2 separate regions of the Mus musculus genome follow, and region 2 is linked to region 1. Evidence: chromatin loops called from intact Hi-C (ENCODE). Cell type or tissue: heart. All regions are shown on one strand. Links, peaks and the distances in the headings refer to the core of each region. The heading gives the core; the rest is flanking DNA.

Region 1 (15,635 bases), core at 4,607-12,606:
ACTGATGCCCTAATGCCATCTCTAGGATGCGTGCAACTATTGCAAGCTTAGAAACTGCTGCTGACAAACCAAAAGGAGACCACGTGTTTTAGAAATCCTGTTTCAATGATGGATTTAGTCAATCAATTGTTCTTTCTGTTTGTTTCTTTTGTGGTTTTTGGTTTGGTTTTGTTTTCTATTTGTGTTTTGTTGTTGTTGTTGTTTGTTTTGAGATTGTGTCTTTGATTTTTGATTGTTTGGATTTTTTTTTGTATTTTTCTTTTATGTTTTTTTGTTTCTGTTTTTTATTTTGTTTGTTGTTTTTGTTTGGGTTTTGGGTTTTGTTTTTTGTTCTTTTTGGTTTCATTTCTGTTTTTGGTTGTTGGTAGTTTTTTTATTGTGTTTTGGTTTTTGTTTCTTATTCATTTGTTTTTTTTTTTTTTTTCCTTTTGCTTGTGGTTTTATTTTTGGGTTTCTTTTTGGTTTGTGTTTTCAGTTTTGTATTTTGTTTGTGTTTTTTATTTTGTTCTTTGTTCTTTGTGATTTTGATTTTCTTGTTTGTTTTTTTCTGTTTGTTTGTTTGTTGTATTTTTGTCTTTTTTGTGTTTTTGTTTGGTTTTATCTTCCTGGCCCTAAACCACTTACTGTTTTCTTTTCTTCATTTTCAAACATTGGCCATTGTCAAATTCCAATCCTATTGTCCTTTTTTGAACTATTTCTGAAAGGAATGCTCATCATGGTGCCACTTCCTGTTGAAGATCAGGAGGGGCATCAGCAGGAAGAGGCAGAAGCACTTCACTAGTATCTGTAATGATAGAGTTGTATGCTGCTAAATTGAAGCAGGGGATAGTGGTGTGGTGATTTTTTTTTTTATGTTTTCATATTTTTTTTTAAATCTTGAAAATAGTATGAGAAATGAAAATGAGTTGCACAGACTGGTGCTGTTCTGCTCCACCATACTCTGCTGGACCTCTACAGGATGTAGAACTGCAGTCAATCTACTGACTGGACTCCAGGACCAGTAAGAAAAGCTCCAGGGTCATATAAAGACTCACTCTTTCCCAGACCTGCCTTAGTTTTGGAAGTTTATTTGAAGTAACTATAATGGCAAAAGTCCATTTCTATCTCAGGTCTCATTGAATACAAACCCCATCTATTGCTGTACTGAATTATTTTTTGAAAAGTTCTGTTCAATTTAATTTTTTCACAAAAAGTTTTGGTATATATTAAGATGAAATTGAGATTTTTTTTCTCATTAGATTAATATTCTCACTGTGCATAATGGGGTATTTAGTATTTAGGTTTGAAACCCGCAGTTATCTAATAATCTATTTACATGTGATACTTTGTATTTAACTTTTCTATTCATTATCTTATGGTTGTGTTTATGCAATTTTTACTTAATAAAGTTTAAAGTTATTTAAACATCTCACATGATCTGGTGTCTCCTGTTTCTTTCATGGCATAGTAATAAAGCCTGGTTTGTGACGTGACCTGAGAAGCAGGTGTAGAGGGTGTGACTCACCAGCTTAAGCCTTAGATACATTGTCCACACCAGTGATTGTTACTCTGTTCTGCGCCTCTGCAGTGGAGTTGGAATGTTCCAGAGAGCATCCACTCCTTTATAGTGGGCTGTAGAGGGAGAATATATGTGCAGCTCAGTTGAGCAGTGTGCAGGTGATTTGAGCTGAATGACATGAAGGATATTTTTACAGAAAGCATCAATGGCATAACTGTGTTCTGATGCCACAAAATAACTTAAATTGAGGTTATTTCTCATACCCTGTGTTGCCAATGCCATTAACACTCTAGAGTACTAGAGGTGTCTAGTAGTTAAGATCCTGGCTATACCCCATGCCAAATGACAGAGAAAGAACGTCTGGATTGCTGGACTGAAGGACCTGACAGCTAAAAATCTGTTAGGGTATTCCAATAACCAAGAAACATCTGGAAATCTGCTGACATCTCTATTCCCAGGATAAGTCCCTGAGAGCCTCTCCATTGAAACCAAAGACTGCAATGCTATTAATAGCATCGTCTGTGCAAAACAGCACTGAGGCCCGGCAGCTTAAGAGACCCAGGGATGGGTACCTTTGGTGGGACACAAAACTGTTCCTTTAAAATGTCTGCAGATGTTCCACTCCACAGGGAGCATGTAGCAGACAGCTAAGCTCAGTAAGAAGATGAAGTTTCCAAACAAATTGCAGATGGCTCGGTTCCTTCACAGGACGACTCATCATGTTCATGTGGCGTTCCATTCGATGTAGCTGGCCTTCAGTAAAGGCAATGCAGTCTTTGGAAGAGCCAAGTGGGCCTGCAAGAGAAGACATGATGTTACAGTTATGATTGGCATGCTTGAAGAAGCTTGGAGTCTCGGTGAGAAGCCAGACATGGCAGCAATGAGTGGAGTCCCAGGACTGGGAGGCAGAGTTATGGTCAGACAACCTAGTCAGTCAGTGAGCTCCAGGTTCAATGCACAAGGCAAAGAAACATACACTCAGGCCACACACATGAGATAAAAACAAATAAATCTTTAGGAGCAAAAGTCAAGATGAAACCTCAAAGAAGGAACAATTACATGTCTTGTAAAAGAGCTTACTTTAAAGCAGGACATGGTGGCCTCTGCCTCTAATCACAGCACCCAGGACAAAACAACAAAACAAAATGAAACAAAGTCAAGGCTGCAGAGATGGCCTAACAGTTAAGGGTGCTCGCTGCTCTTCCGGAGGATCCTGGTTCAGTGCCCAGCACCTACGTGCTCACAACTGTCTTAACCCCAGCCCATGAGGATCTGATGCGCTCCTCTGGACTCTGCATAAACACATAGAGCGAGAAAACACCAGAAACATTAAAAACACAAATAAATTTAAAAATATGAAAGAGGCTCACAGGAGATGGCTCAGCAGTATTCACCCTTAAAAGTACATTTTTGTGCAGTTGTACTCCATGTAATGAAAATGTTCTACTGTGGATATCTATTCCTTTGCAATGAGGAACAACTATTACAAAAACGACTCTGCAAATGACTTTTTATTATCTACCTTGTGCTTGGTCAAAAACAATTTGCCAAAATATGATCTCCGCTCCCTGATTAGGACACAAACATGCTTTCAAATACAGAAAAGTGGGTACAATCTTCTTCTTGCTAACACAATACTCTCTGCAGTGCTCCCCAGAGGATATGCCATTCACACTGTATGGGGTCCTTGGGAATAAAGCAAGGTCTGCAGCAGATCTCGCTGATGCAAACATGCCTTAAATGCTATGTTTACTGCAGCTAGCACACTAGGATATCAGAGGAGCCTGTCAATACCGTTATGCAGCAGCTTTCCTTGAGATTTGTCCTGATTTAAAATCTGCCTGCTTTGAAAATTCTTTCCCCTCTCAACATCCAAGTCAGATCTGGGTTCAAGGTTTGTACACTCTAACTCTCAAGCAGGAATAGCCTGAAACCAATACACTCTGGCACCAGACATGCTTTGTCTACAAGGAATGTGCATACTCAGCTCTGCCTTCGTGAGAGTTTATGTCACCACCTGACATTGGGAACAACGCTACTGTATGTTCATTGAAATCAAAATACCAAACTGACATGACATAGATTGATGCTGGATAAAACAAGGGACGAACTGTAAGTTCGACCAGAGGCTTGTGAAGTTAGTATATTACAGCTAGACCAGACGATGATGTAGTTAGCATATTACAGTTAGACCAGAGGTTGCTGTGGTTAGTATGGTACAGTTAGACCAGAGGCTGGTGCAGTTAGTATATTACAGTTAGAACAGAGGCTGTGGTAGTTAGCATATTATAATTAGACCAGAGGCTATGGTAGTTAGCATATTATAGTTAGATCAGAGCCTGGGGTAGTTAGTATATTATAGATAGACCAGAGGCTGATGTATTTAGTATATTACAGTTAGACCAGAGGCTCCTGTAGTTAGCATATTATAGTTATAAGAGAGGCTGGTATATTTAGTATATAACAGTTAGACCAGAGGCTGGTGTAGTTAGCATATTACAGTTCAACCACTCAGACTTGCTGGGATCAGCAAGGCTGACCAAGGTGACTGTCAGTCCTTCTCTGCTTTATTAAAATTCTATGTGCATATTCTTTGCCTTTACAATTTGCAGTTTCCATCAGCACCTGACACCATGGCACATCAGCATCCTGACCCCATCAGTGTAGAAAAGGGAACTAAACCCTATTCTGGAAAATCCCAAACCCATCCCTGGATTTCCCATCTTGCCCCACTTAACTCACAATTTTCCCCATTAACGTCTTCCCATAAGTTGAGCTTCCCAAAATCCCAAGATGCAACTCCTTCAGGAAACCTGAAACAGGCAGGGCAGAGGGAGTTGCATACTTTTAATCCCAAAACTTGGGAGACAGAAGCAGGCAGGTCTATATACATTCAAAGCCAGCCTGGTCTACAGAAAAGTTCCAAGACAGCCAATGTTCCATGGAGAAGCCCTGGCTTAAAACAAAGTCCCTCACCAAAAAGAAACCTGATCCACCCTTGGGGTGGGAACCTTTGTCCTGTAACAATCTTCACCCAAATTTCCATTCTTTATCTGGTCTCTTAAGTCTTTCTTTGATGGAGACAGGGAATACTGAAAAGAGATTTCTCCCTGGTTTCTAACTTTATGGTCTTCCCAGCCTACCCCACACATATACCATCTATGAAAAGTCACTGAAAGCACAGGGTCTAAAAGGAAACAGTGAAAATAGCAATCTACAAAGGATACCCATTGCCTATTTTTATCTAAAATGTGTATTTTAGAGGATTTGATTGTTTTTTTTTGTTTGTTTGAGACACGGTGTCTTTATGTAGCCCTGAAGGTTCTGGAACAGTTATGTAGACCAGGCTGGCCTCTAACTCAGAGATCTGCCAGACTCTTTCTCCTGAGTGCTGGGATTAAAGTCATGAATCATGAGCACTTTGCTGAGTTTTTTCTTTTAAAAAATTGTTTATTTTTATTCCATATGCAATGATGTTTTGTCTGTGTGAGGGTGTCAGATCTTCTGGAACTGCAGATATAGACAGCTCTGAGCTGCCATGTGAGTGCTGGGAATTGAACACGGATCCTCTGGAAGATCAGCCAGGGTTCTTAACCCTTGAACCACTCTGCAGCCTGAAATGTGTATATTTCATAATGGAATTACTGTAAACAGAGAACTGTCGTTACATCAAAGCTGTGTTGGTTCATAAGTGATTATCCCTAGATACAAGGAGCTGAAACAGACATCCAGCCTTCAGCAAGAAATGGAAAACCGTCAGCTTGCTTACTGCGCCAACAGGCATGCATCCCCTCAGCCTTCTCCTCAGGGAATCTAGCAAAGCTTACCCACTTCCAGTTGAACCTGGCTCCAGTTCCCAGCACTCACATTCAGCGCATACCCCGAAGCCTTAGGGCTGCCCACTCAGTTTGCACCTAAGGTACTTGGAGTGAACCATTTTCTCTGGCTTGGTGTGTTTCTCCAGCAGGCTCTGTTACTATCCAATCATCTTGTGTGATTTCACTCTCTGCTGCAGCAGCCAGCAGCTCTAACTCTAGGGGATCTCCCAGCAATCTCCCAAGTACCACTTAGTTTGTGTTAGTATTTTGGTTGCAAAGTTATCTTCCCATTAAGTGGACTCCTGCCACTCTAAACATTCTAACTACATTTTATTCAACTTGATGATTCTTTTTTTTTTTTTTAAATTTTTATTTATTATTATATGTAAGTACACTGTAGCTGTCTTCAGACACTCCAGAAGAGGGAGTCAGATCTTGTTACGGATGGTTGTGAGCCACCATGTGGTTGCTGGGATTTGAACTCTGGACCTTCGGAAGAGCAGTCGGGTGCTCTTACCCACTGAGCCATCTCACCAGCCCCCAACTTGATGATTCTTAGGCCATAGAAAAACACCCTGTTATAACACTAGAGACTCTTGTTTGTTTTTATGTAACTCTGGCTGACTTGAGACTTGCTGGGATTGGCTTTGAACTTGCTGTGATCTTCCTGCTTCTGCTTCTGGGGTGCTAGCGCTCCAGGACTACACTTTAATACTGGCTTTTTACAATAAAACGTGCCATAAAAAAATTTAGTGGTTGAGAGTCAACTTTTTTTTTCAGGAAAAAAGAACAAAAACCCACAATAAGTACACTTCCCATAAAAAGAAACAAGTGGTATATTATGAAATGTGTATGTTTTGTTTTTTCTTACACAGGGTCTCACTCTTCAGCCCTGGCTGGCCTGAAATTTGCTATGTAGCTAAGAATTCACAGAGATCTTTGTGTCTTATTTTCCTTTTGAATGATGGGACTAAAGGCACATGCCATCAGGCACAGCATACAATATTCTGATTTTTATATGGGTGACAATCGAAATGGTTCATTTCAAATTAACATGTATTCCTATACTTCAAAATACAAGACATTGCAAAGTGGCTTAAAATAAAATCTTAGTGTTAGATACTGAAATGTTATAAAAATTTTTTATAGAAATGACTACTAGTTTTAGATTCAAAATGCTATTGAAGGAAGGAATGCGTTAGCCTTGTAATTTCCTTCCTTCTTTTCTTCTTTCCTTCCTTCCTTCTTTCCATTCTTCTGTCTTAGGATTTCTTTTATCATGAACAGACACCGTGACTGTGGCAACTCTTATAAAGGAAAACATTTCATTGGGTCTGGCTTACAGTTCAGAGGTTTAATCCATTATCATCATGGCGGGAAGCATGGTGGTACGCAGACAGACATGATGCTGGGGAAAAAGCCAAGAGGTCTATATCTGGATCAGCAGGCCAGGGGAGAAGAGTACCACAAAGGCCTGGCTTTGAGCAGCTTAAACCTCAGAGCCTGTCCCCAGTGACACATTTCCTCCAACAAGGTCACACTTCCTAATAGTGCTACTTCCTCCCTATGAGCCTATGGATCCCATTTTCTTTCAAACCAGAGCTCATTCATCCTCTCTCTTCTCTCTCTCCCTCATTCATCCTCTCTTCTCTCTCTCCTCTCTCTCTCTCTCCTCTCTCTCTCTCTCTCTCTCTTTTTCTTTCTTTGATACAGGGTCTCTGTATGTACTCCAAGGTGTACTGAAACTTGCTATGTAGCCCAGGCTGGCCTCAACCTCATAGAAATCCCTTTTCTTAACCTCGGAGCCAAGTCTCCAACCGCCTCCCACATTAGGATCCGCACCTTCCAAATCTCTCTGAGGGACTTCAACTCTGACCCTCTGAGGCCCCCGCGAGTTTCCGGAGCTCGGCTGGGTGGGTGGGAATGTGGTGCGCTGGGGAGGTATATATTCCTTTGCTCAGCGCCTGCCTGGAGGAGTTGGGAAACAGCAGCCACAGCTCCTACCTTCCCTGCCATGGCCGAGAGCGACTAGCTTGGGCACTGGCCACAGACAAGAGTCTGGCAGTTCTAAACCGCACCCCAAGCTGACCACTGTACCCCCGGGCTCCGCCTCTCACAGGTTGTTCAGTTCATCCCTCAGGTTGTTGCACCATTCACCAGCAACATACAGTCTGCCGCCCGACTGTCCTGCTGCTCCACACTAGGACTCTGCCTCTCACGCTCCAAGCCTTGCCCTCAATCTAATTGCTCTGTACCTGGACTCCGCTTTCTGTGCTCCTAAGCCCCGCCCTCAGCCCGTTACTACAGACCCGGGCTCCGCCTTCATCGTTTCTAAGTTCCGCCCTCATCTCTGTTGCTCCCATCTGGGCTCCGCCTCTCGCGCACCAAGCCCCGCCCTCAGACTCCACATCCGGGCTCTGCCCTCTGGGCCCCTGAGCTCCGCCCTCAGCCTCTGACTTCACCCCGAGGCCCCGCCTCCCACGTGCGGGTGCTCCTCTCCCAGAGCTCACCAGTCCTTCCAGCAGTCCTCAGGTTGCACGCGACCAGCAGTGGACTTTACTGAGTAGGGGTGGGAAGCCGGTGGCTCCGGGCAGCCGTGATAACCCGGCACAGAAGCAGAGTCGCATTTCGGAGCGTCCACCCGTAACCTGGCTTCTCGCACATGGAGCCCATAGTCCAGGAGAGAGAAGGCCAGGGCGGCCCTGGAGAGGTTGTAGGTGCAGGCGGATCGGCGGCGGAGACCCCTTCGTGCTCAGGAAGGCACTGTGAGCTGCATGGAGCTGAACCCCTTTCCCAGACAGTAGAGTCTCCCCTCCCCCTCCGGGGACCTTTACCTGTCACCTCCTGAAGGATCGAACAGGGATTGTCCACTAAAGTAGCCTTAGGTACCATTTGTCTAGGGCACGCTGGCTGGGCCTCAGAACTTAGTACTCTGGGCCATTGAGCTGTCCATGGAGAACAGGGAGCATCACTTTTATGTAGGGATTGTGCCCGGGGCTGGGGCATGGGCTGGAGCTAATGTCCACAGGCAGTGCCAGCAATATGCCAAATGCACCAAGCACCAAGGCAAAGCCACAAGGCTGCAGATGACTTCTTTCAGGCAACTCAGTTTTGTGCTAGACCTCAATAGACTTTCTTTTGTCAGGACCATGCAAAGAGTGGAACACCAGCTATTCAAGGGTGTAGATGAAAGTTGCTCCCCAAAACTAAGAGTTGTGTGAGTTACATTTAGACCCTGCATCCAAAGGTTTATTAAGATAACCTAAAATGCCTTTGAGATGACAAACGTTAGGACTCATCATTTTACTTAGATTTGCCTCCTACCGTTATAATTTTAGGCTCCCTCATAATCCTACTAACATTCTATTCTCTCTGTACTATTTTTTCTTTCATTCAACAATATCGTTTCATCCTGGCCAAGTTCTTTCCTCTCTTCCTTCCCAGCATGCACTTGGTTCTGCTGTAGACTCCACTCTCTTCAGTACCACAACAGGACTACTTATTCCTTAGGCGATGTACAGCCAAACAAGGTGACTAGCTGCCTGCCAGGAGACCTTATTAAAAGATTTCATTTCTTCGCATCCAGGTAACTTACCCACGAAAACTAATTCTTCCTTTTGTTCTTCTTCTTCTTCTTGAATTTTAGTTATATGTATATTGGAGTTTTGACTTATATATGTCTACATAAACCTTTGGAGCCTTGGAACCCTTGAAACAGGAGTTACAGACATGAGCTGCCATGTGGGTGCTGGGAATTGAACCCAGATCCTCTGGAGGAACAGCCAGTGCTCTTGAGTCATCTTTCCAGCCCCTGGAATATTTTTCAAGACATTTCTCATCTGTGCCTTAAAGACTAATAGAACTGTAACTTATAAGTGTAACTGAAAGGGCATTTTTTTTCCCTTGAAGAAATGCTTATCGAATAAGGAAATCAATAGTCTAAAGGTGATTAAAATATTAATTTATGCAAAAGAGGCTCATGTTTATGAAAGTTTTCATTTGCTGCATCATAGTATTCAAGAAGTTCTGGAGAGGGCTGGCGAGATGGCTCAGTGGTTAAGGGTGCTGACTGTTCTTCTGAAGGTCCTGAGTTCAAATCCCAGCAACCACATGGTGGCTCACAACCATCTGTAATGAGATCTGATGCCCTCTTCTGGAGTCTCTGAAGACAGCTACAGTGTACTTACATATAATGAATAAATAAATCTTTAAAAAAAAAAAAAGGAAGTTCTGGAGAATTTCAGATTTTCAAGATTAGGGACATTTAATCTTTTGGTTTTCTACTTTTTGCTTACTTTGGAGATTTTTGGTAGGATTACTTTCTAATACTTCCACATCTGGGGATGAGTGGTGTTGCAATATATTGCCTGTACCTGTCACTAACTCCAAGGCACAAGCAATTCTCCAGCCCCATCATATGCTGGAATTACAGAATTGTGACTTCATATCTTCTACCTATATTTGATAAGACTTTGGATTTACAGTTTGACAGTGAGATGGGATAAGAATTTGAGGGCTGTCAAAACACACACACACACACACACACACACACAAGAAATTAGAATTCTGGAGAGCAGAGTGTTATGGATTGAATTACGTTCCTTTAGAACTTATATGTCGGCCTGGTATAGTGGCACATATCTGCAATGTCAGCACTTGGGAGATAGAGGTAGGAAAATTACAAATTCAAGACCATGCTTGATATATATATATATCAAAGTCACTGTGTGTGTATATATATACACACACACACACACACAGTGAGTTTGAGGCCAGGCTTGGCTACATGAAGCTTTGCTTCTAAATAAATTAATTAAATTAGTAAATAAGCAAAAAAATGTTTACACTCCCCAATGAGGTCATATAGTTGCTATGGTTGCTCTCACAGACTAATATAGCCATTGTCAAGAAAGTGAAATCGCCCAGGTACAGGGTGTATGCCTGTAGTCCCAGAATTCAGGAGGGCAGGGCTGGAGGCAAGAAGATCTCAGGTGGGAAACAGCCTGGATTACACTATCTGAAAAAGCAAATGGAATTTCAATACAGTAGACTGGGGAGTCAGCTCCTTGTTGCAGGAAATTTAAGAAAAAAACTGGCCATGCACTGGTGGGTAATGGCCAGCCTGTTTTTATCTCGTTAAGACTCTGACTCAGTGCTCCAAAATCTCTCCATCCAGCTCCCTAAGTTTCTACTGGCAGGTCCTCACCAAGTCGGGCCCATGCTTGAAGCATGCTTGAAAACCCCCATGACCTTTGTGGTACACCTCAGGCAAGCCCACATTTTGCCACCATACCTTTCTCTCTTGAACCCAGAGAAGCCACTGTGTGAAGGATAACATAACACAATCTTAGTTCAGAAAAGACAGTAACTCAGTTGCTGGACCAACAACTAAAATCCTAATCTTGTAAGCCTTACTAAATTTGAATCCTCTGGAACCTCTCTTCCTCCTTCTAACCCAGAAGCCCTGCCTACTCACCCAGAGATTGGATCCTTTATTCATTAGGGGATGGTTCAGAAGAAGTCACCTGAGTACTTGACCCTCCTTGTCTGCAGCCCCTCCCAGGAGAGCAAAATTAGCATCAAAATACAAGCAACCCCAGGGCCATCCACAACAGCCCCCTGGTTAAGAGCTCTTGCTGTGCCAGGCTTGTAGCACAACCTTCAATCCCAATACTCAGGATGCAGAGTCAGGCTGATGTCTGTGAGTTCAAGGCCAGTACATAGAGGAACCCTTAACCACTCCCCAAACAACAACAACAACAACAGGAACAACTAGCAGCTCTTGTTGATCTTGCAGAAGACCTAGGTTTGGTCCCCAGCACCGACATGGTAGTTTACAGCCTCTTATAACTACAGATGACAGGGACCTGATCCCTCTTCTGACCTCCATGTGCACCACCACACCTGTGAAATCACACAGATACACGCCGGCGAAACACTTGGACACATCAAATTTTAAAAGTTTTTTAAAAAGACGTTTCCTTCTTTCTCCTACAGCTCTGTTTCCTGAGGCATTTGCAAACCAATTCAGCACTATGGAAAAACAAGTCCAGGAAAGAAATGTTTTAAAAGCTGGCACATCAAGCTGGGTACAATGTCTCATACCTGCACTTGGAAATCTGAAGCAGGAGGAAGGCGGAAAGGCTTGGGCTACAAGTGAGACTGTCTCAGAAAACAAAAAAACAAACAAATTACTCCCCCCCCCATCCCCCAGAAAACCAAAACCAAAACAGAAAGTAAAAGAATAACATGATGTCCTGGTGTCAGTGGCTCTTGGATCTCTCTAGTTTTCTCTATTTTGACAATATCAACAAACTAATTCCTTAGAACCACCATGTGGCAATGTGACTTGCAGATGCCTCAGAAATGGGCTACTGTGTGGTATCTCGGTAGAGGATTCGTATGATTTCTTTCATGACTGTACATGCTTTCCTTCTTAATGCTTTGGCTTTGCCTACTTACTAGAAGTGTTCAATGGCACACAGATGCTTTCTCTGTACTGTCTATTCTCACTCAGTCTAGTTCCGCATTTGATGTTGGTGTCTTCTCCAGACACCAATGCCACAGAGTGTTGACATAGGCAAAGTTCATCTGTAGAAGATCCTTTCCATAGCCTGAGTGTTGCCAAGGCTTTCTTAGGAAAAGCCTTCCAAATGTTAGAGGCCCGGAGTTTTAGCATGAGTGTCTTGTCAAATAATCTCAATAAAGAGAATCATTGTCCCAAGGATTAACAGTGATACTCCTTCTATTGCCTATCCCAGCTATCTTATGAAAGGGATCATAGTAATTATTTTCTTTGTGTTATTAGGAGCCTAGTTCTGTTTCCTAGCACACTACAGCTTTATATTGTGCTTAAATGTCTTTGGGTAAATGCCTGTCCACGTGATCACTCATCATTGTAGGCCTTGCATCTGGGCTGGCCGTGACATCCATAGTCAGAGCTGGGTGAGGCTCTTCTTCAAGGAGGGACGTTACAAGGATACTGCCCTCTGCTTTCTCCTCCCTTGTGGAACTTCATGAAAAGCTTGGCTCTTCTTTCTGTTTGTCTGAATAAAGAGCAGGATGGTTTCTCTGAGTCCTGATAGGATGAGAACTATATCCTTGCATGGTCCACAGAGCTTCAGGTCCTTTGTGTGCCCTTAGAGATATGTCTGCTTCTTTCCCGCCACAAGTCGGAAGCCCAGAAGCACCGGAAGGTGAAGGTCCTTTTTACAGCACATAATTCTCTTTTTCTGGTGTGACTACTTTTGTTCTCTCTCTCACCTCTCTTTTATGTTTTAGCCCAGGTTGTCATAGAACTTACCATCCTGTGGCCACTGCCTCCTGTGTGACCAAATTACATGTGTACACCGGCATGCCTTGGTTTTGGGGTTTGTGCATGCTGAACAAATACTCTACCAACTGAGCTATATCCTAACCTCCATTTTGCTTTCTTTATGAGGGTCCAGTTTTTCAAATTGGCCCAGTTACATGCTTGTGTGAAGAGTCACAGAATGCATTGGTCAATGCCACTCTGCAATTCCCTTTCTTAAAACCATATAATAGAGTTGACCATTGGCTTGCTTTGGTGAGAATCCTATGTGGAGAAGCCAGGTAGTCCAGAAAGGAGACTAGGTCTGTTGCAGTCAATGGGATGCTCTTTTGTTTTTAGTCTGAGAAGTGCAATCTATTGGAGAGAAAGTTTCAGTTGCCCAACAATCAGAAATCTGAGAAAAAGTGCTTTCATAGGTGCTGTCTGGTAACTCAGACGGACAGTGTGTGGGAAAGAGAAGCTTGTCCTCTGGCCAAGGGGCAGTGCTGAAGGTAGCAGCCTGCCAGTGTAAGGGTATGGGGCAGTGCTGTTGCCCACATCAATTTGTGTGATTGATTGTGCACTGCATTTTCTTCTTTGTTTGAGATAATCTTGCACTATTGCAAAAGCCAAACCAAAGAAAAAGAAAAAACAAACAAAGAAAAACCCAAACAAAAAACTGAAACAAAATAGCAGATTGATAGCTACATTTTGTTGTTTCTTTGAACAAATCTTGAAATAGGACCATTTGGGTGCAGGTCTGATCATCTGAATTCGAACAGCGCCAACTGTAAAGGGCATCTTTTCTCTGCATTGTAGGAGTAGCTACATAAATGTTTGGTGCATGGAATGATTCTGGGAGGACAAACGGCTGGTAAATCACCATTGAAATGACCACTGGTTTGGACATACGGAAAGGTGTCATTTGATGTCCTTTACCTGTAGAGAGACCTTTGTCCTTACTGCTTCAGTAGTGACATTTTTCTTGCTGGTGTAAGTGCTGGTTCTACTGCTGATAATCTCCGTGTTTTTGGGAGGGCACTGTAATGCTTCTGTAGCCCTTAGTGGTAAAAAGCCCAGAGGGAGGAAAGCTTTGTGTCTACTGTACAGCTGATGCTGGGCTCCAAGCAGCACTGATGATGCTGCAGCTTTCTTGGAGCTGCTGCTCTAGCTTGGTACCAGCAGCTGAATATGAGGCCCTGAGATGGTCCTCCCTTGACACTTCTCTTAATGTTAGAGAGACATTCACTGGCTTGGACTCAGGTGGCTGTCTCATTTGATTGTCTGCATCTTTAGGATAATTGGAGGCAGTATTGCTCATGGTTAAAAGGCCTTCCAGATAGGCTGACTGGCATTATAGTAGTTAGTCCACGAGGGTTACGGCAGAGCCCATGTTTCTCCCTGGCCAGGTTTCTTTACCAGCCACTGCTCTGGTCAAAACCAGCGTTTGCCTCACTTTCCAACCTACCATACAGGAATCATTCATTTGGAGGCAAGATATATGTGAGGCATTTTTCCTAGGGTCACATTTATATGAACCCTTTCCCACAAATGAAGTTATTTCTTCTATAAATGTGGGAACTGAAAGGGGGTAGGGGAAGAAGGGAGAGGGAGGATAGTCCACGGCTTGCCAGAGTTCCTTCTATGCTCTGGGCAGTTGGACGCAGGAGGGCTGCCAGATGCTTTCCACTTGGCCCCGGGTGGGCATCTTAGCCACTGACCCCACTCAATGGAGCGTGGACAAGGGGCAGCCCATGAAACCAAGGGGCCCCAGAGGGACACCCTGTGCCCCGGGGTTATGGGAGAGAGGGCTTAGGGAGATAGGTTCTCACAAGGCAGGATTCTGTACAGAGGGCCTTGATGAGCAGTGACTGTCTATGGTTTTAGAGCTTTCTTATAGAAAGACAGGGGAGGAAGAGAGAAGGCAAAAGAGAAGAAAGGCTAGAGTGAAAGAGAGTGAGAGAGTGAGAGGAGATGAGAGGAGAGGACAGGTAGAGGAGATGAAAAGACAAAGAGAGCAGGAGAGAAGAGCAAACTAACCAATCAAATTAGGAACTAGGATCTATCTTTCTGCTACATCCAAGAAACAGACCTTAACAGCACATAATTTATGGCAAGATGTTACCATTCTTGACCTTGGCTCAGTGTCTTATGGCTGTCCAAGGGTCACCAAACAAACCACAGAAACACTGAATTCAGTTAAACAGGGACTGAACACAGGGCAACAGCTGAAAACTGTATGCTAGATGTTTCTTAGGGCAAGCTCCAGGAAAAAACCACAAAGAGCTCATGCACAAGGGCTGGAAATGCTGCCCTGACTCAAGCTGTTTTAGACATAATAGTTCATATTGACCTTGAATTTGAAAGGTCTTATGTGAAACATATAGATGTGGAAATTCATAAGATTAACAAACCTCATAACATACAGAACATGACAGGGTATGTGGTCAGCATAACCCTGCTCTGAGTCAAGATTTTGTTTCATATCCATGACTGGTGTCTTAGGGTTTTACTGCTGTGAACAGACACCATGACCAAGGCAAGTCTTATAAAAACAACATTTCATTGGGGCTGGATTACAGGTTCTGTCCATTATCATCAAGCATGGCAGCATCCAGACAGGCATGGCACAAGCAAAGCTGAGAGTTCTATATCTTCATCCAAAAGCTGCTAGTGGAAGACTGATTCCAGGCACCTAGGGTGAGAGTATTAAGCCCACACCCACAGTGACACACCTACTCCAACCAGGTCACACCTATTGCAACAAGGCCACACCTCCAAATGGTGCCACTCCCTGGTGCAAGGATATACAAACCATCACAACTGGGAAGCATATTACAGCAACAGCATGAAATAGACTGCTGCCTTGTGACAAACTTGCTACAGATATGGTAAGAGGGCAAGCCTTACCATAGAGAACTTTGTTCATTGGGAAAGATGTCTGCATGATGTTACCATGTTTATACAAGGTCCATGGCCTCAACAGGAGCTCTTTGGAAGGAGCACAGAGAATGTGTTTTTTACTTGA
Region 2 (15,635 bases), core at 3,975-11,974, 100 kb before region 1:
CCACAGTGTTGGGATACAGGATGCTATCTAATCTAGGGCAGAAATCTACTACAGAAGCCAAACCTGCTCTCCTGTTGTCTCTCAACACTCTTCAGCTGCTTTCACACTGAAAGTGGGATAGAATGTTTGATGCAGAGCCAAAGAGGGAATGGATTGCCAAATTGGAAATATTAATATGTGCCCTTTGAAGGACTACTATGTAATGCTTGCTTAAATGAACACCATTATCTGCAACTGTATCATCAGGAGACAGACAAGGTGGGCCCGGAGGACCCGGGCAGAAGTTGAGCTATGCCCCAACTGGCAACACTGGCAGCATCCCATGTGCTTAAAATTTTGCTGTGTATAAGTATGACTAAAGTAAAATGACCTGGGCCTCCCCCTAGAAGTCCTGGCCTAGCACTGGTTGCAGTAAAATTGGGCTGATGCACATTTCATTTTTATCGTACCCTAATCATATCCCTCCCACCTGCAGGAAGCCCGCAGGGGAATAACGAAAACCTGGCCTTTCCTCTAGCTCTTGTTTCATTGTCCTGATGTAACTTTTTTTCACATAAAAACCTTTCAGCTATTCAGAAATAGTCTGAGAAAAGGGGGTGTAGTGAGGTAGAGAGCAAACTGCAGCTCTGGACTGCAAAGTTACCAAGAAGGAGCCACTGGCAGGGTGGGGAGATGGCGAGGTGGGGAGAGGAGATTCAGTGGGTGGCAGGTGAGAAGGGTCCAGGATCATCAGCTCAGCTAAGAGGCCACTCACTCCCTGATTCCCTGGAACTTCCTCAAGCCCTGTTGTTTAATTTCCCAAATCTCATGGCTGTCCTTGAGCCCAGTGTGAGCAGGGCTAGGGTGCAATTATGAACTTGGTAACTGGCCAGCACCGTGGGTTTCTTCCTAAATCCAGCCACAGATGTGAATGACATCGTCAATGGATGGGAACTTCCTCCTGTAGAGGATCATGAAAGTTTCATCATCAGGCTGTGACTCCACACACTTTCTATTTCCTCTGTCAGGCTCCATGTTCTTCTTCTATTACAGGTTTTGTGGTTATATCACCTTAAGGAGAGAATCAGGAAGGCTGAGTTCCAGTCTCAGGAGAAGGCCATGGCACCTGGGTAGAAGCTGAGCAGCTGCCTCTCTGGCTCTGGGTTCTGAGAACTCCCACTCATTGGGGTCTCTCACTCCCATGTATTGGCTGCACTCTCAGAGACCCTCAGCAGCTGAAGCAAGGCAGAAAATCAAGGAATAAAATCAGTCATTCAGGCCTTGTGTAGCAGCCACTTCTCTAGAGTCAGAGAGGAAGTATCAGTGACGAATCAGTGGGATTTCTCAATATCCTCCCAGGCCCTGTAGTAAGTCATCAACCTTGGCTGGACTCACCTCCCAGTTCACTGGTGTTGCCCCTCTACTTCCTGTCCTCTATGTCTTATGTCTGCTGTCTCGAGCCCCCACCCGGGTCCTTGCTTTCTTTTTAGCCCTAGCTCAGGGCCCTCTCCCAGTCTCCATTCATCCCTCAACCTCTCACTTCATCCCTCTTGCTTCCCTTTTCTTCCCCACCAAATCCCTGACACCCAGTGACTTCCTCTCCCCCAACCCATCTTTCCCCATCCTCAGTACAAACTCTCCTCCTCCCTCTCCTCTCCAGTTCCCCTCTGAACTCCTGGCCGCACTCCTCCATGCACACACTCCTCTCACGTTCTCCTTCCTCTTCCCCTTATATCCCTTTCCCACATTGCCTATACCTGCTCCAGTCTCCTATCACCCAACTGCCTTGTCCCTCTGTAACATGTCTGGCAGAAATGTAAATATCCACACTACTAATCCCAGCACTGAAGAGACAGAGGAAAGAGGATCTCTATGCATTTAAATATACCTCGATCTAAGAGTGGAATTTCAGTTCAGCCTGGGCTACACATTGAGACTCTGTCATAAAACACCAAAACCTCAAGCAAAACAATAAACAAACAAACAAACAAATAAAAATAGAAATGTAGATATTCTAAAGAGATACTCATTTCTCCCAATCTGACTATGGAGACAGTGATCCCCAAAGAGATGGGAATTCCTCTAGATTTCCCTGCTAGGAGAAGGAAAGGCTCCAGCCAGAGGAGTAAGTTGTCTTCTGGGAAAGGAACTCACATAGTTCTAGGGTATGTCAGGATGCTCTGCAAGAACATGGTGTGGTCTAAACTGCCAAGCCATCTCCCCCAAATTACTTTTTTGTTTTTTAAAGAAAAGGATATAGATTATAGGTTTTGAGGAAGTCTGAGCTCTTCCTCCCAGAGATTTTAGGAGAATGACCAGTGCTTGCACAACACTGCACATACTGCTTGGTGCATGCCCGCTGGGAGCTCAGTACCTGCACATGCATACATCAAGCTAAATACTTATGCTTCTAAAGCTACAGAAATGATTTAGAATTAGCCTAAGGGTTTTCTATGCCTTCCTGCTCCATACTTGAATTCTTCCCTCCTACCCTGAGATTGTTCCATCGTCTTTAATAGTTAAGACTGATAATTTCTTTTCCTTTCTTCCTTCCTTCCTTCTTTCCTTTCTTTCTTTCTTTCTTTCTTTCTTTCTTTCTTTCTTTTTTGTTGTTGTTGTTGTTGTTGTTGTTGTTTATGTGTTTATTTCGAGACACGGTTTCTCTGTATAGTCCTGGCTGTCCTGGAACTCACTCTGTAATCCAGGCTGAACTCGAATTCAGAAATCTGCCTGCCTCTGCCTCCCAAGTGCTAGGATTAAAGGCATGCGCCACCACCGCCCGGCTTGGACTGATAAATTCTTAAGGCCATATTTTCCTGAGCTCCTGAGAATGGCTGTCACAGTCAGTAGGACAGAAGAGCCTAGACATATGAGTTGGGATGTTTCATCACATCTTGATGATTTAGCTTGAGTGAAGCATTTATACCTTGGCTCCTTGGTCCCACCCTCTGTAAAAATAAGTGTATTCAACGAAGTGGTACCTAAGTTGCTCACGGTTCCAACACACATGCTTTTTTGTTTTAATTAAATATTTTGATGTTCCACTTGCTGTTTTCTATTATTGGTTATTTTACTTATTTACATGTCAAATGTTGTGCCCCTTCATGGTCTTGCCTCCACAACCCTCCCATCACATTCCCACGAAATTTTGCCTCTAAGAGACTGCCCCACCCACCCACCCTTCACTCCTGCCTCACCCTTTTATCATCCCCCTGTGCTGGGGTGTAAAGGGCTGCAATCTACGTGCCGCCACTAGATGGTGCTAAACCTCTTTGTGCGCAGCTGCGAGAGCACAGCCAGCCAAAGTCACCAGTCCGTCTCCGAGGCTTTTGCCCAACCCCTGGGGGCTTTAACCTATCCCCAGAGTGCATGAAGATCATGGGTGTTGCTACCAGTCCTAGTTTAGACACGTCACCAAAAGTATTTAAGCCACACACTTTCTGAGCTTTCTTTGTCTACCTCAATATGATATAGAAGTAAAAGTTAACCGTGGAAGAACCTGGTGTGTCCTGTGTTTATTTCCCGCGGGACGGGGATAAGCTCGGGATACTGGGGCATCAAGCCTCCACAGGACCAAGGGCTTTCCTTTCCCATTGTTGCCAGATAAGGCAATCCTCTGCTACATATCTAGGTGGAGCCATGGACCCATTCATGTATACTCTGTTTGATCGCTCAGTTCCTGAGTGCTTTTGGGGGACGGTGAGGGGGGCGGGGCATCCAGTTAGTTGACATTGTTCCTATGGGATTAAAATCCCCTTCCGCTCCTTCATTCCTTACCTTAAACCTTACCTTAGGGACCTTGGCCTTAGTCTAATGGTTGGCAGTGACTATCTGTATCTGTACTAGATGCTGGCAGAGCCTCTCAGAGCACAGCTTTACCAAGCTCCTGTCAGCAAGCACTTCTTGGCATCAGCAATAGTGTAGGGATTTGGTGTCTGCAGATGGGGTGGATCCCAAGGTGGAGCAGTCTGTGAATGGCCATTCCTTCAGTCTCTGCTCCATTTTTTTATTCCTACATTTCTTTTAGACAAGACTACTTCTGGGTTTAAAATTTTGAGATGGGTGGGCGTTCCCATCCCTCAACTGGGGGCCGTGTATATCTACTGGAGGTGGACTCTATAGGTCTGTCTCGCCTCTCTTGGGTATTTTGGGTAGTGTCACCCTAGTGGGTCCTAGGAACCTCTACCTTCCCTGGTGACTGGGTCTTTCTAGTGGTCCCCTTCCTCCCTTTCCTCCTCTCCGCCCCCTATTGCACCATGTTTGTATTCATTTTCCTGACCCTCTGGACTTCTCCCTCTCTCTTCCCATACTTTTTTACTTTCCCCTCCTTTCTCCCTCCCAGGTCCCTCTCTCCTTTTACCTCCCATGATTAATTTGTTTCACCTTATAAGAAGGATTGAAGAATCCAAACATTGGTCATCCATCTTGTTTAGTGTCATGTGGTCAGTGTGTTGTATCATGGGCATTCTGGACATTTGGGCTAATATGTACTTGTCAGTGAGTACATACCATGTGTGTTATTATTAGGTCTGGGTTACCTCACTCAGGATGATATTTTCAACTTCCATCCATTTGCCTGAAATTTTCATGACGTCATCATTTTTAATAGCTAAGCAGTACTCCATTCTGTAAATGTACCACATTTTCTGTATCCATTCTTTCATTGAGAGACATCTGGATTCTTTCCAACTGCTGGCTACTTACTATAAATAAGGCTGCTATGAACATAGTGGAGCATGTGTCCTTATTGCATGTTGGAGCATCTTCTGGGTATATGCCAGGAGTGGTATAGCTGGGTCCTCATGTAGTACTATGTCCAATTTACTGAGGAACCACCAGACTGATTTCCAGAGTGGTTGTACCAGCTTGCAGTCCCACTAGCAATAGAGGAGTGTTTCTCTTTCTCCACATCCTCACCAGCATCTGCTGTCATCTGTGTTTTTAATCTTAACCATTCTGATTGGTGTGAGACAGAATCTCAGGGTTGTTTCTATTTGCATTTTCCTGATGAATAAGGTTGTTGAACATTTCTTTAGGTGCTTCTCAGCCATTTGGTATTCCTCAGTTGAGAATTCTTTGTTTAATTCTGTACACCATTTTTAATGGGGTTATTTGGTTCTCTGGAGTCGAACTTCTTGAGTTCTTTGTATTTTTTGAATATTAGACCTCTATAAGATGTTGGGTTGGTAAAGATCTTTTGCAAATTTGGAGATTGCAATTTTATCCTATTTACAGTTTCCTTTGCCTTACAGAAGCATTTTCATAAGGTCCCATTTGTCAATTGTTGATCTTATAGCCTGAGCCAGTGGTGTTCTGCTCATGAGAATGGTGTGTGGAAGTCTCCCACTATCGTGTGAGGTTCAATGTGTGCGTTGAGCTTAAGTAATGTTTCTTTTACAAATGTGGGTGCTCTTGCATTTGGGATGTAGGTGTTCAGAATTGAGAGTTAATCTTGGTGAATTTTCCTTTGATGAATAGTGTGTCCTTCCCCATCTCTTTTGATAACTTTTGGTTGAAAGTCTATTTTATTGGATATTAGAATGGCTACTCGAGCTTGTTTCTTGGGACCATTTGCTTGGGAAATGTTTTCCAGCCTTTTACTCTGAGGTAGTGTCTGCCTTCTTCACTGAGGTGTGTTTTCTGTATGCAGCTTGTGGGGCTGGCCTGTGGCTCTCATGTCTGGGTTCGAGCCTGGGATGCATCTTGGAACTGAAAGAAAGGAGGGAATCTAGGCGGGTAAAAAGAGAAATGGACAGTATTCTGATCAAGTCTCAACTTTAATGTCAGCAAACACACTTTATAAAGGAGAGGGGAGGCCCATTCCCAGTCACTGCAAAGTTCCTTTGAACTTGTCAGATCAGCCTTTTAGTAGGAACCCTGGAAAATCACAGTTCATAGCTAACTCTGGAAGACCTCTGAGAACCTGTTAGGCCTCAGGCAGGTAGCAGGTAGTGGCACATCAAAGGAGAGTTATGGGAAGCAGCAAGTGGTCTGAGACAGCTGAGCCAGCCTAGGTAGGCTGAAAGGAGCTATCATGCAGCAAAACACTAGGTCCTGTTTTCAAACACAGTCTGTAAGTCTATGGTTTTTTATTGGGAAATTGAATCTATTGATGTTGATAGATGTTAAGGACCAATGACTGTTGTTTCCTGATATTTTTGTTTTAGACGTGGAATTATGTATATGTGGTTGTCTTCTTTTGGGTTTGTTGTGAGAAGATTAATTTCTCGCTTTTTCTTGGGTGTTGATTCCTTCTTTGTGTTGGAGGGTTTTTTTTTTTTTCCTATTACCCTCTAGGGCTGGTTTAGTGGAAAGATATTGTTTAAATTTGGTTTTGTCATAAAATATATTGGTAATTGAGAATTTTGTTGGATATAGCAGCCTGAACTGGCATTTGAGTTCTGTTGGGGTCTGTATGACATCTGCCCAAGATCTTCGGCTTTTAGAATCTCTGTTGAGAAGAATGGTGTAAGTCTGATAAGTCTGCCTTTATATGTTACTTGACCTTTTCCCTTATTGCGTTTAATATTCTTTCCTTGTTCTGTGAATTTGATGTTTTGATTATAATGTGACAGGAGGAATTTCTTTTCTGGTCAAATCTATTTGGCATTCTGTATGTTTCTTGTATGTATATGGGCATCTCTTTCTTAGGATAGGGAAGTTTTTTTGTTGAAGATGTTTACTAGTCCTTTGAACTGGGAATCTTCACTCTCTTTTATACCTATTATTTTTAGATTTGGTCTTTTCATTGTGTTCTGAATATCCTGGTTGTTTCTAGTTAGGAGCTTCTTGCACTTTGTATTTTCTTTGTTGTGTCAATGTCTTCTATGATATCTTCTATGATAAAAGAGATTCTCTCTTTTATCTCTTGTATTCTGTTGGTAATTCTTGCATCTGATCTCTTTCCTAGGTTTTCCATGTCCAGGGTTGTCTCCTGGTATCCTGGGCGGCTGAATATCAGTAGCCAAGACAGTTGCTCTGTTCTCCAAAGGCTGGAGGCTAGGTCCCACGCCCGGTCGGGCGCCCCCTCCCCATTCTATTGTTTAGGGAAGACCGAGTGAGCCTTCCCGTCCCACCACGACCTTTGTCTAGCTAGTCTGGATCTTTTTCTACCACAGCCACATATCCCGAACGGTCTGCATGCCTTTACCTGCCCCGCACCCCTACTCCCCCGCCCGCTCTTCTGCCTGGAATTAAAGAACACGTGGCGCGACCCCCACTGGGTGCGAGCATAGCACCACCTGGACAAGGCAGGGCCACTCCAGGCTCCTTTGAAAGCTTTCCTAAAAAGTTGCAGAAAGGATCCTCCAGGCCTCGCCAGGGGGTCGAGGGCCACACAGGTAGCCAGAGCAAAAGCCTTGGCGCCCCTGTCCAGCCCAGGCTCCCGGAGGGGGCAGCCTTCCCACCCCCGCGGGCCCACACACCCCCAGACCGGAGCGGCAGTGCCTAGCCCCCTCTCCTCCTCCACTTTTTTTTTTTTTTTTTTTTTTTTTTTTGCTTTCCCACGCTGGCTGAATGTGACTTGACCCCATTTCAAAAAAGTTTGACATAGTGCTTCAACCTTTCTGCACTCCTCCGCGACTACAAAGGCTGCAGCCGCCTCCTTCTGCTTTCTGTCTCAGCTCTCTGTCTTCGCACTGAATGAAATCCTTCATGAGCTTCTCCCGAAGCCTTGCCAAAGGGTCCCCACCAGATCAGCGAGGGGAGGCCTGGGGACCTCAAACAGCTCCTGTGCGCAAAGGCAGATGCGCCCGCACAGATAACGCCCACGTCCACAGGACGAATGCGCCGCGGAGGCCCGGGCTGCTCCTGCCCAGGGTGTGCATTTGAACTGCAAGGCTTTAAATAAGAAAAGTAAACTTGGGGCGTGAAGCAAGAGTGCACGCCCCGGTGCACTCTTCAACCCCTGTGGGCTGTGTGCACTACACTCCGTGCATAACGCGCCTGACGGGTCGCCAGCAGGAAGCCTGGGCAAACATTTTACTCCTTCGTTGGGAAGATGGGGCTCATACCCACACCCCTCGGGAGGCTACAGAGGGAACTTGCACAGGGGAAATAAACGTGGAGGCGCGGAAACACATTCTCCAGCACGGAATCCCACCCAGACGGTGCACGTTCAATTTTAAATGTGACTGTCCAAGTAGAGTCAGTTTGAGGAAGCTCGACGAAAAGTGAACGTATGGGTATTTTACGCAAGAAATCTGTTCAGCTGGCATAGGACCCTGGTGTCGAGGTGTCCGCGCTGTGGGAGGTTCCTCGCAAGACCTCTAGCCCCCCCACCCCCCAGCTGGCCCCCATAACCTACCCAGTCTCAATGTTAACCCAAGGGGATTCCAAGGGGCCACACAGCCCCCTACACCCCATTACTCTCTCCCACCCCGATCCTCGCCGAGGACCCCCGCGTCTCAGCCTACCCACGCGAGTCCGTGGCCCCTTACCTGCGGTGCAGGGGCGCCGGCCTCCTGCGAAGCTGGAGTGTCTGTCTGCCCCCGCACGTGTTCGCCCGGCGGAGCAGGTAACTGACTACAGCGGCCCGGGCAAGCGGCGCTCTGCGGGCAGGGGATGGACACAATGGCGGAGGGCGGAAGGCGCCGCCCGCGGGGAAGCCAGGGAGGAGGCTCCGGTGCCAAGGGGCGTGGACCTGCGAGCCTCCTGGCTGGAGAACCACCCGGAGGCGAGTGTGCAAATTACAGCCTTCGGAAGCAAGCGAGGCCGGGCCAGGCCCTGGCTGTGCTCCCCAGTGATCGGCTCAGAACTGGGGGCCGGGAGGGCGGGGGAGAGTTTAATGAAAATTTCTGGTTCTCACTGCAACCATTCTAGTGGGGGAATCTCACGACTGAAAATAAGTGGCGTGAAAGGGATCCAGTGGGACGTGGCTTCGGAGGGCTGCAGGGTTTCAACACCTAAGGTCCCCCAGAGTTGGGGTGTTGACAGGGTGAGGGGGGGGTCGGGGGTGTCAGTCTGATGAGGACAGATAAAAATAAAATAAAGCAACAATACTTATGCGGGTTCCGTGGGGTGGTAGATAACAACATTTTCCTACAAGCAAAACCCGGACCTTATTGAGGAGTGGGGTGCGGGGGAAGACAGTTGACAGGATGCCCTGCAGAAAAGAAAATACCAATCTATCCAAGGGCTTTTCACTTTCAGCTTGAGCTACATTTGTTTTGTTTTCTCTCACTTCCTTTCTGCCTCACAAAGCCCAATCTTTACCTTTTTGGACAGAGGTTTGGGGATGGCCAAGCACACTTGTGGTTAATGATCTATTTGAAGGGGCTGGCAGAGTCACAATTATTAAGTGGTTACAAACTGTTGAGGGCTCACCAAGGTATTTCTGGAGAGCTAAAAAGATTCAATTTCAGTATTAAAAATGACTGCAAAATAACAGACACGTGCACACATAAAGAAGAGTGCTTAATTTAAGTGCTTTACTGGGGACTCAGGTTCATGGAGAGTGAAAAACCATAACTTTTGTAACTAAGTATTAGTGAAGTTTTATATAGATAAGCCCAGTCAACATTTTATCTTCTGTCTTGCATCAATATAAATCCTTAGTTCCCTATTTATGACCTGTGATTAATGGTTTTTCAACCTCTTGAAAAGTGCTGAATAGTAGATGCCTGCTTGCTATTCCAGAAGCAATTAACTCATGACACTGAAGACTGTCAGAATTCTCATTGCAGTTTTGATATCAGTAAACATTTAATAGCAGTCCTATTATAAAAGTCTTAATAATTCCTAATATAATTTTAGGAACTCTTAATGAATCATTGTTAAGAATTAAGAATTCGCCTATTTGTCTATATAGCATCACTACAAGACTGTACATCTTCATTGATCCACAGAGATCTGCTCAAAGGAGCTAATGATTAGTGATTGTTATATATAGTTAATAATAAGAAGAAAAGCATATTAATAGAAGGAATCTTTCCTAAAATGAAATCCTGCTGGAACTTGCCTGCTGGAGTAAGTCTGCTGTAGATTTTAATCCAAGGATGAACCATCTGAGGAAAATCACCTGCTACTTTTTGGCATCTCCTAGATGGCTCCTAGCAGGGACTTGGGGAGGAAATGTTTATTTGGCTTACACTTCTAAATCACTGCTTGTCCTTTGAAAGAAGTCTGGACAAGACTCAAAGAGGGCAAGCATCTGGAGGCAGAAACTGATGCGAAGACCATGGGTGGGCGCTGCTTACTAGATTTCTCCTCATGACTTGCTTAGCCTGCTGTCTTATAGAAAAGGACCACCATAAGGGGCTGGGCCCTCCACATTGAACAGTAGTAGAGAAAATGCCCTATAGGCTTGTTTCCATTCTTATCTTATGGAAGCATTTTAAAACCAAGGGTCTCTCCTCACATATGATTTTACCTTACATCAAGTTGACATGAAACTACACAGCACATAGCTTATATTTACCAGTCTCTTTAAATATTGCTATAACGTGGCATTTCTGTTAGAAGAACCTGTGAACTCCCATCACCAAGCCTCCGTAGTACATTGCTGCTAATGATATCATAACTGGCTATTACACTCCACAGTCATTTTGAAATGTGTTACCTTTTGGAGTGCATATGAGACTCGTCAATCCCTGAGAATCCATCTGTATTAGTTAATAAGTTAATTAATGGTTCAGGATCTGGAGAGACATTGTTTCAGTGCTGTTTTCACAGTAAGGAGCCCATGTTTTTGCAAATAACTTTTCATCCATGTTTCTATAAATAACCTCAAATGAAGCCATTGGGTCATAGAAATTTAAAAGACAACCATGAAATTAGAGGGCAAGTAAATGAGAAGAAGAAAGGCAGAGAGTGTGGGCAGTGGGCAGGACAGGTGATTGCAGACTTATGTGATCAAAATACTTTATGTCCACATATATGAAAACATTAGAATGAGGACCAACTATGATGTATAATCACTAATATAATAATATGATGGTAATATGGTATTAAAAGATTGACTAATTTTTACTTTTACTGTGTATGAGTATCTTAACTCTGGTTATGTGTGTACATGACACGTGTACCTGATGCTTGCAGAGGCCAGAAGTCAGCATGGATTGCTTGGAAAGAGCTTCAGAGGATTGAGAGTACAGGAAACTGAACCCAAGTCCTCTCCAAGAACAGCAAGTGCTTCTCACTGCTGAGCCTTCTTCTAGTCCTCTAATAAATTTCTGAAAACAATATAGCCTGAATATTATTAAACACAGGAAAATTCTTACAGAAAACTTCACAATAAAGTTGAATGGGCCAGACTCCAAAATCCATGAAGACATGATTGATAGGCCTGCTCGTCTGCAGGGATCATGCAAGATCTCAGAGCTCCTGAGAGTTCAACAGAGCAAGAGCAAGGTCAGGGTTGGAAAACAGTATTTCACATCATTTGCCCTTCCTGATCTTACATCCTTTCCTCCCCGTCTTGTTAGGTGTTTCCTGGCTCTTACATAGGGTGATATAGATGTTTTGTGTATGCTTTTATTCCCCATGTTTTGGACTCTTCCTCCTCAGACAACATTTTGGGGGCCTGGCAGGGAAAGTCCCCTCTTGTCTCCTATAGCCCTTCATTCCTCTCTGTGGCTGTGGCAGGAGATGGGGAGGTACAGGGGCCACTGAAGATTTCTGTCTGGGGAGCTTCTCAATGAGATCCAAAGGCAGTATAAGTATAAAAACACTGGGTCCAGCCATGAGGCTTGAATGCTGTGTTTTCATGTGAAGGACATTCAACAAAGGAGTCAGACTTTGGTTCAGTTTGTAAACTTTTGTTATGATAAAACAAATTTTGTTATGATAGCCTGCTGCCCACAGAGGCAAGCGCTCTACCACTGAGCTAAATCCCCAACCCCTAGTTTATTATGTTAATGCAAGCCATTGTAACTCTTCTTTGGGTCTGAATTTTTAACCAGCTGGTACTTAATGTGAACCATAAACAGGGAAAGTACACAATGGTAAATTAACATAAAACGTAAGTTGTAGCAGAAGAAAAAAAAGGACACTGAGAGAGGTAAAATCTGGTAGAGTCAGCTTCATTGGTTTGGGGGGTTGTTTTTGACATTGCTCAAGTGATCTTGTAATCTAAACCATGACATTTCTCATCTGCTTGGCAACAGTTGTTTTCTAACACTATAATTTAAAAAAAATACACAGCTAGAATAAACACTTATGTTATAAGCTATTTGCCACTTACTATTTTTGAATAAATGATTTACTTAAATGAATGCATGGCACCATGTGCTTGCTCCTGCAGCTATTGACTATTATTTTTAGATAAGATAAGCATATTAATTACCAGCAAATAAATTGTTTTAAAAAGCATTGCTAAGTGTGAACAGTCATCAAAATGGGGGAGGTTCTCACTTGTATCTTTGGCTAAGAGCCTGGTGATTGGTAGTGATGCTTTTATAAGTATAAAACCTAATAATTTGCTTTGTGTATGTGATATGTCTGAAATCATCAATAAAATTTGCTCAGAAAATGGGTTTTATTTTAGAAGATGCGCTCAAACACAAAATGTGTTTTATAAGTTAAGTTTAAAGGCGCATCATTACTCCATTTTATTATTTAAAAAAATTACTACAGGCTCCTCGCCATTTTCCAGCCGCGCTCGGACGAGGGTCGCGGCGGCGGGGAGAGGCGGAGCCGCGAGAGCGCGGCCCGGGCCGGCCCCGCGGGGCGGGCGCGGCCGTGACGGCGGCTCCCGGCCCCGGCTCCCTTTCCTCACCCCTCCCGCTGGAGATGAGGGGAAGATGTCCGCGTCAGGGCTTAAGGCCGAGCTGAAGTTCCTGGCGTCCATCTTCGACAAGAACCTCGAGCGATTCCGCATCATCAGCTGGAAGCTGGACGAGCTGCACTGCCAGTTCCTGGTGCCGCAGCCGCCACCACCGCCGGGCAGCTCGCTTTCGCCGCCGCCGCCGCTCACACTTCACTGCAACATCACGGAATCTTACCCATCTTCATCACCAATATGGTTTGTGGACTCTGATGACCCAAATCTGACATCAGTTCTGGAACGCTTAGAAGATACTAAGAACAACAGTTCGCTCCGTCAGCAATTGAAGTGGTTGATATGTGACCTCTGCAGATTATATAACCTTCCTAAGCACCTGGATGTTGAGATGCTAGATCAACCCTTACCCACGGGTCAGAATGGGACAACTGAAGAAGTAACTTCAGAAGAAGAGGAAGAGGAGGAGATGGCTGAAGATATAGAAGACTTGGATCACTATGAGATGAAGGAAGAAGAACCTATTAATGGGGAAAAGTCAGAGGATGAAGGGATTGAAAAAGAAAATTTGGCAATATTAGAGAAAATCAGGAAGACTCAATGGCAAGACCATTTAAATGGTGCAGTGTCTGGGTCAGTACAAGCATCAGACAGACTGATGAAGGAGCTCAGGGACGTCTACAGATCACAGAGCTACAAGGCAGGGATTTATTCAGTGGAGCTAATAAATGACAGCTTATATGACTGGCATGTCAAACTACACAAGGTTGACTCTGATAGTCCTTTGCACAGTGATCTTCAGATCTTAAAAGAAAAAGAAGGCATAGAATATATTTTGCTTAACTTCTCTTTTAAGGATAATTTTCCATTTGATCCTCCGTTTGTTAGAGTGGTGTTACCTGTTCTCTCAGGAGGGTATGTGTTGGGTGGAGGAGCACTGTGTATGGAACTTCTCACAAAACAGGGCTGGAGCAGTGCCTACTCAATAGAATCTGTCATCATGCAGATCAATGCCACCTTAGTGAAAGGCAAAGCCCGGGTGCAGTTTGGAGCAAATAAGAATCAGTATAATCTAGCACGAGCCCAACAGTCCTATAATTCCATTGTACAGATACATGAGAAAAATGGCTGGTACACACCTCCAAAGGAAGATGGCTAACTACATTGACATAAGTCTGGACCAATGTTGCTTTAAAGAAAATCGTTCCAACGTACAGACATAAGCTTTTGAGTGCCCGTATAACAGCAGTACCGAAGATATTAGCTAATAGATCATTTAGTGGATAATCTGTCAACTGACATCCAGTTACAGCCTTTTCATTTTGCTCACTTTAGGTATCTTGGACTGAGCAGTGGGGCCTTTACTGTATTTTTCCTGATAAGTACACACAATAGCCACTCCCTACCAGCTCTTTCTTGAAAAGTGAAATCTTTTAAGCAGGGAAGTGAGCATCCGTTTACTGCAGCTGTGATTTTTACAGTAACCTTTCTATATTGAGCCTGTGGGGTATGAAGATTTGCAAAATCTTGTTTGTTTAGAGCCAATAAAAGTTTAACTGATGGTCAAAAAAATTACTACAATGCATCTGTAGTAAAAAAATGGTTTACAGTTTTCTATAGCATTTTTTATTCCTTTAACCTTGCTTCATATTGCAACAGAATTAATTTTAAAAAGGAAAAAAAACTATGGTGAAATTAGTAACATGGTCTAATATAAAAAAATTCTTACAAGCAATATTTCAAATTTAAACAGAATTTTGTTGATTTTTCTACAGAGTACAGAAATTGCCCCTCCTGTACTTTTTTCTCTCTCTTACTTTAAGATGTTTAAAAGTTTTGAGATCTACAGATATAGATTTGGGGAAACATCGAATTATTTTCAAGACAGCTATTTTCTTTTACTCCTTGTATAAAGACTTGAAGACCTTTCCTCCCCTTCACCAAAATTCTCATTCTCACCTAAAGTAGCTGCATCCATTTTTTCTCAGGTAAAAGAGACATTCTTACCAAAGTTCAACTTTCAAAGTCCCCAGGAAAGCACTTAAATTAAGCACTCTTCTTTGTGTGTGCACGTGTCTGTTATTTTGCAGTCGTTTTTAATACTGAAATTGAATCTTTTTAGCTTTCCAGAAATACCTTGGTGAACCCTCAACTGTTTCTAACCACTTAATAATTGTGACCCCGCCAGCCCCTTCAAATAGATCTTTAACCACAAGTGTGCTTGGCTATTCCAAAACCTCTGTCCAAAAAGGTAAAGATTGGGCTTTGTGAGGCAGAAAGGAAGTGAGAGAAAACAAAACAAATGTAGCTCAGGCTGAAAGTGAAAAGCGCTTGGACAGATTGATATTTTCTTTTCTGCAGGGCATCCTGTCAACCATCTTCCCCCGCACCCCACTCCTCAATAAGGTCCGGTTTTTGCGTGTAGGAAAATGTTATCTACCACCCCACGGAACCCGCATAAGTATTGTTGCTTTATTTTATTTTTATCTGTCCTCATCAGATTGATACCCACGACACCCCCTCACCCTGTCAACACCCCAACTCTGGGGGACCTTAGGTGTTGAAACCCTGCAGCCCCCCGATGCCACATCCCACTGGATCCCTTTCACGCCACTTATTTTCAGTCGTGAGATTCCCCAACTAGAGTGGTTGCAGTGAGAACCAGAAATTTTCATTAAACTCTCCCCCACCCTCTGGGCCCCCAGTTCTGAGCCGACCATTGGGGGAGCACAGCCAGGGCCTGGCCCCGCCTCGCTCGCTTTGGAAGGCTGTAATTTGCCCACTCGCCTCCAGGTCGTTCTCCAGCCCGGAGGCTCGCAGATCCACGCCCCGCGGCACCCGAGCCTCCCTGGCTTCCCCGCGGGCGGCGCCTTCCGCCCTCCGCCGCTGTGCCCATCCCCTGCCCGCAGAGCGCCGCTTGCCCGGGCCGCTGTAGTCA

What was found. Peaks named below come from ENCODE experiments on the same cell type or tissue, not always from the same donor. Only the 100,000 strongest peaks of a DNase experiment are listed, where the experiment ranks them.
Region 2: it touches region 1 in a loop (2.0-fold over the local background); 3 of 42 quality-filtered maps call a loop at or near these places.

What each region holds. Positions count from the first base shown.
Region 1 is chr10:22,050,796-22,066,430 of GRCm38, reverse strand. It overlaps Gm34267 (predicted gene, 34267), which reads left to right and starts at 7,777. Exons shown (of 3, transcript NR_168592.1): 1 at 7,777-8,081; 2 at 8,761-8,902; 3 at 11,314-12,043. It overlaps 4930444G20Rik (RIKEN cDNA 4930444G20 gene), which reads left to right. Exons shown (of 1, transcript NM_053264.2): 1 at 1-122. It also overlaps the pseudogene Gm18637. In heart, for the core only: no CTCF peak of the experiment used is centred there; a DNase peak (open chromatin) is centred at 7,720; H3K4me3 peaks cover 1,347 bases; H3K27ac peaks cover 950 bases.
Region 2 is chr10:22,151,501-22,167,135 of GRCm38, reverse strand. It overlaps the pseudogene Gm4895 and a transcript of Raet1e not described here. Among named protein-coding and RNA genes, the nearest start is that of E030030I06Rik, 10 kb to the right of the region's middle. In heart, for the core only: a CTCF peak has its summit at 8,651; a DNase peak (open chromatin) is centred at 8,575; H3K4me3 peaks cover 1,469 bases; H3K27me3 peaks cover 4,108 bases.